2 separate regions of the Mus musculus genome follow, and region 1 is linked to region 2. Evidence: chromatin contacts called from ENCODE Hi-C or POLR2A ChIA-PET data. All regions are on one chromosome and are shown on one strand. The core of a region is the stretch at or near the end of the contact, and the rest is flanking DNA. Distances in the headings are between cores, read along the strand shown. Region 1 overlaps Clec16a (C-type lectin domain family 16, member A). Region 2 holds the start of Socs1 (suppressor of cytokine signaling 1).

Region 1 (2,700 bases), core at 158-2,657, 44 kb after region 2:
GAAGCCAGTCCACATGGGTTCCACTACCTTCCTAGGGAGCACTGCTTTCTCTTGGAAAACTGAGCATTGGGGCCTGCAGGGAAGTTAGCTTAGCAGAGTGTCAGGGTCTAATGATGAGCAGATGGTAATGTATGGGGTACCCTTGTGGCTCGCCTTTGGTGGGTACTGAAACTGGGTGAGGCCAGATCTGTAGGAAGCCATAGAGGGCCTCGCCACGGAGCCTGGAGTAGTGACCTGGCTGGCCAGTTCAGAGGAGGGAGGGGCTGATGGCACAGATCTGTTCCTTGCTGGCACATGCCTACAACTATGGGGTTTTCATACTGCGTGGAAGCAGCAAAGGGTGGGGCAGGAGGGAGGGGGAGGAGGGAGGGGGAGGAGGGAGGGGGAGGGTGGGATTCTGCTTTTGGTCACCTGTTTTGCAGCTGGGCCCCAGTTGGGCATCCACTTGCATCTTGGGAAGCAGATTATATCTGAGGATGACTTTCTGTGCCTTAAATCCTTTGATTTCTGTCACGGACACTGGCTAATGGGTCTTTCTTGGATGAAGAGAGAAGGGAGCGTGCCTGCTCGGAGCAGCGTCTGTGTGGTGTCCTGAGCAGGGAACAGACGTCATCCAGGTCACGCGAGAGCAGAGGCTTGGCCTTCTCACCCATGTGACCTGAGCGGACTCAGGTCTCTCTCATCTTGTTCAGAAGTACCTCAGTGTTTCAGGGAGAGACATCATCACCCCACAGGCTTGTAGAGTTGGGGACAGAGAAAGAAGAATCACTCAGGAAAACAGAGGAAGTGACAGCCACAACTTCAGAATAAAAACATGGAAAAGTTCTAAGGACAGAGAACCTTAACAGCTGACACTTCTAATGAGACTCCGAGCCTTATGGTTGAGGGCTTTTTCTTTTTGCCCCTCCTCCAAAATAGATTCTTTTAAAATAAATCTCTTCATTTGTTGCCAAAACCAGAAATAACTAGCTCGAGGAGATGCTTATCTAGGTTTGCTTCTCCACAGGTTTCTACCCAGAGTAACCTTGTCCACTTCTGTGCACACTGGGAGGGAAGACAAAGGAGCTGCCCAAAGGACGGTGCCAGTGGGTCCTGCCCCCTGCGGCTGTCAGGATCAGGGGCAGGGCCCCAGACCCCTCTGAGGTGGCCAATGCCATCGTCTCTACACAGGAGGCCGTTTCTAGGATCCCAGCCTGCTCAGCGAGAGGTCAGAGCAAATGAGTGCTTGGTGGTTGTCTTGTAGGGAGAGGTATGAGGGGCAGTTTTCAGGGCCACGGAGAATTGTGGGTGCTCCCAGTGTGTCTTGCTGTCACAAAATGCATGGGGGGTCCCTACCAGCGGGCCGCACACACAAAGGGAGAGCTCTGGCGCACTCAGTGCTCTGTGGGTTCCGCAGGCTCTGGGTTTACAGCACCCTCAGCTGGGGTCTCCGTATCTGCTGCAGGCAGTGTGGGGAGCTGGGAGATGCCAGAGAGGGCTCGGAGGCTGTGGGGATCGACCGGGGGGACAATGGTCAGTGACTCGACACTCAGTGTGTCAGCAGTGTCCTCGTAGAGCAAGGAGATGGTGGGCTGCTGGGCGGGAAGGAGGCTAGGGGACAGGTGCATTGTCTCCCCCTCAGAGCTCCTGGCCGATGAGTTCTTGCTGGGCTTGGAGTTGACATCCATTTCATTCCCAATCACTGACTGGTCTAGGTGAGGCTGAGGCTGTTCTGGAGTCGTGGGGGCATCTAGGTGGGAAGGAAAACAGAGATACTCTCAGCTCCAGTGACACTGTACTCAGCTGGCACCTGCCACTCCTGCACTGCACCAGGGTGGAAAACTCTGTGGGGAGACTGCTAATATTAGGGGCATGCCTGTTCCACCAACTCCTTGATGGGACCCAGAAGCTCCTAGCTTCATCTAACTTAGGCCTAGGGATAGTGTGTTAGGATCTTGGGTACCTGACTTGTGAAAACTCAGGCCTTGTCTGAAATCAACACCTGAATACTGAAAGTGAAACCTGGTCTGGGCAGGCTCTGTGTGCAGGCAGAGAGTCTGGAGCATTGCCTAATGGTAAATACAGAAACTGAAAGCAAACAGGTTGGGGCGTCTCTACAATCCCAGGCTATTTCCAGAGCCTACATTTGGAGATATTTGCCAAGGAATCCAGTGTAACAGCTTTTTTTTTTTTTTTTTTTTTTTTTTTTTTTTTTTTTTAAAAGGTAGAATGTTCTAGTTTCTAAAATCTTGTACTGTTGTGAGCTTCCGCCTTCTGCAGGCACTAAGCTTGCACCCACCAAGCAGATGGGCTTGCCCAGGGCCACTACTGAGCTAGCCTCCACCCAATGTGGAATTTTTAGTATATGTGCTGCCAAAACGAGCACCCAGTGTAGAATTGTTGTTGTTGTTGTTTGTTTGGTTCTTTATTAAACCCTTGGAGACTGGATAGATGCAGGCCACTTGCTTTTCAATGATGCCAGCCAGGAATGTGTGGCATTCAAGGGAAGAGCCATTCAGCACTTCAGCCTGGGGACTTTAAGACCCCGAGAGGAGGTGCTAGGGATGTGGCTTGGCTACACGTTCATATCTGTATGGATTCTAGGGTTAACAGGCCTCCGAAGAAGATGGCAACTGTTCAGTCCTAGAGCTTCATGAGGGGATTTGGGGCAGATGGGATGTAGTTTTAGTTCAATGTTATTCTGGTGACTTCATTTTGTTT
Region 2 (2,700 bases), core at 35-2,534:
AAACAAGCATCCGTGATGCTTGCCAGACCAGAAAGACCTGAAGGCCAGTCTAGGCTGAGACGCGCTAGAGGGAGGCAGTGCTACAAACCCAGCCTTTATCGCCCACCAAGGGTTAGACTGACCATGGCTGCACCACAACCACAGCCACACAAATTCAAGCACCACAAGATAAGTTTGGTTGTGCTTAGGATGAAATATGGCGCTCTGTGCTCTGTCTGGGGAGACCAGGACTTGGCCTCAGAGCTTCAGAGGAGCCGCCTGACAGCTAACAGAGAAACCTGTAGAGGGCAGTGTGCGTCACTGTGAGCACAGGGAAGCCTGCACGCGAACCTCATCCGCCTTCATTCATAAACATCGTCAGCCAGGCACCCACTCCTGGCCTTTCAGGACAAACTGAATCACGAAACCACACAGTGTCCTAATGATAGGTCTGACTGCCTGGATCCTAAGCCAAGGTGTGCTCGGGGCCCCTTGTACAGGCAGATGCTTGCTGGAGTCTTGACCAAAAGTTTGGGGATTACAGCTTTTTTTGGAATCACAGCCCCGCCCGGGGCCTCAGTTTCTCCGGCTGCCCACGTAGTAAGAGTGCAGAGAGTGAGTCCAGGCCCCTGGGAACCCAGCCCAACCCCGCCCGGTTTCCGAGGAACTAGGCCGGGAGCGGGGGCGCCCCTCCCGCACCGCCTTAGGCTTCCTTTGAAGCCTCTGCGGTCAGGCCACCGCTTCCTGGGAAGCCCAAGCCAAGGCCAGGCCGAATGGCCAACGGGAGGGGCCCGCACGCGGCTCTGGAGGAGGGCGGCGGCCCCACAGGTCTCTAGGACTAGCTAGCCGGGTTCCAAGAAGGGTCGAGATTGCCAAGGCCTTCGGGTCCTGGGCAGGAAGGACCCTGGCAGGGAGGAGCTGCTTGGGGAGCACAGGGTCCAGGCGAGGCGGAGCCCTAACCAGAAGAATGCAGACACCCGGAGGGGAGGAGGCGTGTCAGCCCCGCGCTAGCATCCCACACGGCGGGCTGCGATTTGGGGCGAAGGTAGAGCAAAAGAGCGGGCACCAAGTCCTAAGCACCCCAGGCACGGAACACAAGATTCCGGTTGGAGCCGGAACCCCAGAGGTCCCAATGTGGGAAGGTGCGAGGCGAAACCAAGTTAGAGGAACCGTCTCCAGGGAGAGCCTCAGGAGTCTAGAGAGAACCCGAAAGACTTGCCGGAAAGAGAAACCGAAAGCGGGGGTGGGCTGGACCTGTGGGCGGGGCCTGCCTGGTTTAAGAGCCTGATGCAGGGGCGGGCAGCAGCAGAGAGAACTGCGGCCGTGGCAGCGGCACGGCTCCCAGCCCCGGAGCATGCGCGACAGCCGCCCCGGAGCCCCCAGCCGCGGCTCCCCGCGTCCTGCCGCCAGGTGAGCCAAGGCAGCTGCGAGGGAGCAGGCGGGAGGGGATGGGAGGTGATGGGAGCAGAGCCCGGCAGGACTAACCTCGCAGACTGTATGGCAGGGTCGAGGATGCCACGCCTCTGGCGCCCCCCCACCCCCGCCCCGGCTCCCCCAGGAGGCCCCTCGCTCGAGCGGGGCGCCGTCAGCCCCTCCTCTCCGGCCCTGAGCCCTGATCCTCCGCCCGGGTTCCAGTCCCCGGCGTGGCCAGTAGGCGGCAGCCGCGAGGCGACTAGCCACCAGCGGGGACGGCCGGGAGTCGGGCCCCTCTCCACGCCCCCTTCTCCACGCGCGCGGGGAGGCAGGGCTCCACCGCCAGTCTGGAAGGGTTCCGCATACAGGAACGGCCTACTTCGCAGATGAGCCCACCGAGGCTCAAGCTCCGGGCGGATTCTGCGTGCCGCTCTCGCTCCTTGGGGTCTGTTGGCCGGCCTGTGCCACCCGGACGCCCGGCTCACTGCCTCTGTCTCCCCCATCAGCGCAGCCCCGGACGCTATGGCCCACCCCTCCAGCTGGCCCCTCGAGTAGGATGGTAGCACGCAACCAGGTGGCAGCCGACAATGCGATCTCCCCGGCAGCAGAGCCCCGACGGCGGTCAGAGCCCTCCTCGTCCTCGTCTTCGTCCTCGCCAGCGGCCCCCGTGCGTCCCCGGCCCTGCCCGGCGGTCCCAGCCCCAGCCCCTGGCGACACTCACTTCCGCACCTTCCGCTCCCACTCCGATTACCGGCGCATCACGCGGACCAGCGCGCTCCTGGACGCCTGCGGCTTCTATTGGGGACCCCTGAGCGTGCACGGGGCGCACGAGCGGCTGCGTGCCGAGCCCGTGGGCACCTTCTTGGTGCGCGACAGTCGCCAACGGAACTGCTTCTTCGCGCTCAGCGTGAAGATGGCTTCGGGCCCCACGAGCATCCGCGTGCACTTCCAGGCCGGCCGCTTCCACTTGGACGGCAGCCGCGAGACCTTCGACTGCCTTTTCGAGCTGCTGGAGCACTACGTGGCGGCGCCGCGCCGCATGTTGGGGGCCCCGCTGCGCCAGCGCCGCGTGCGGCCGCTGCAGGAGCTGTGTCGCCAGCGCATCGTGGCCGCCGTGGGTCGCGAGAACCTGGCGCGCATCCCTCTTAACCCGGTACTCCGTGACTACCTGAGTTCCTTCCCCTTCCAGATCTGACCGGCTGCCGCTGTGCCGCAGCATTAAGTGGGGGCGCCTTATTATTTCTTATTATTAATTATTATTATTTTTCTGGAACCACGTGGGAGCCCTCCCCGCCTGGGTCGGAGGGA

The links. Hi-C counts contacts between places; a loop is a spot of excess contacts on that map. ChIA-PET counts read pairs that join two places held with the same protein, here RNA polymerase II (POLR2A).
Region 1: a loop to region 2 is called in a map of heart, with 7 times the contacts of the local background. The contact joins the enhancer-like site here to the promoter of Socs1 in region 2. A Hi-C loop is called at or near these places in 8 of 37 maps with a recorded cell type or tissue (CH12.LX, T-helper 17 cell, T-helper 2 cell and 2 more). POLR2A ChIA-PET finds 5 or more read pairs at or near these places in 3 of 5 experiments (Patski and embryonic stem cell).

The regions. Positions count from the first base shown.
Region 1 is chr16:10,740,643-10,743,342 of GRCm38, reverse strand. It overlaps Clec16a (C-type lectin domain family 16, member A), which reads right to left. Exons shown (of 23, transcript NM_001204229.1): 23 at 1-1,729. The coding sequence ends at 1,374. Among named protein-coding and RNA genes, the nearest start is that of Socs1, 44 kb to the left of the region's middle. Within about 2 kb of position 1,407, at least 2 of the 3 ENCODE cell types and tissues checked have a DNase peak (open chromatin) inside an H3K27ac peak, as active enhancers do; they include heart, where a contact is called at or near this core.
Region 2 is chr16:10,784,120-10,786,819 of GRCm38, reverse strand. Socs1 (suppressor of cytokine signaling 1) reads left to right here and starts at 1,284. Exons shown (of 2, transcript NM_009896.2): 1 at 1,284-1,389; 2 at 1,899-2,700. The coding sequence starts at 1,949. The coding sequence ends at 2,587.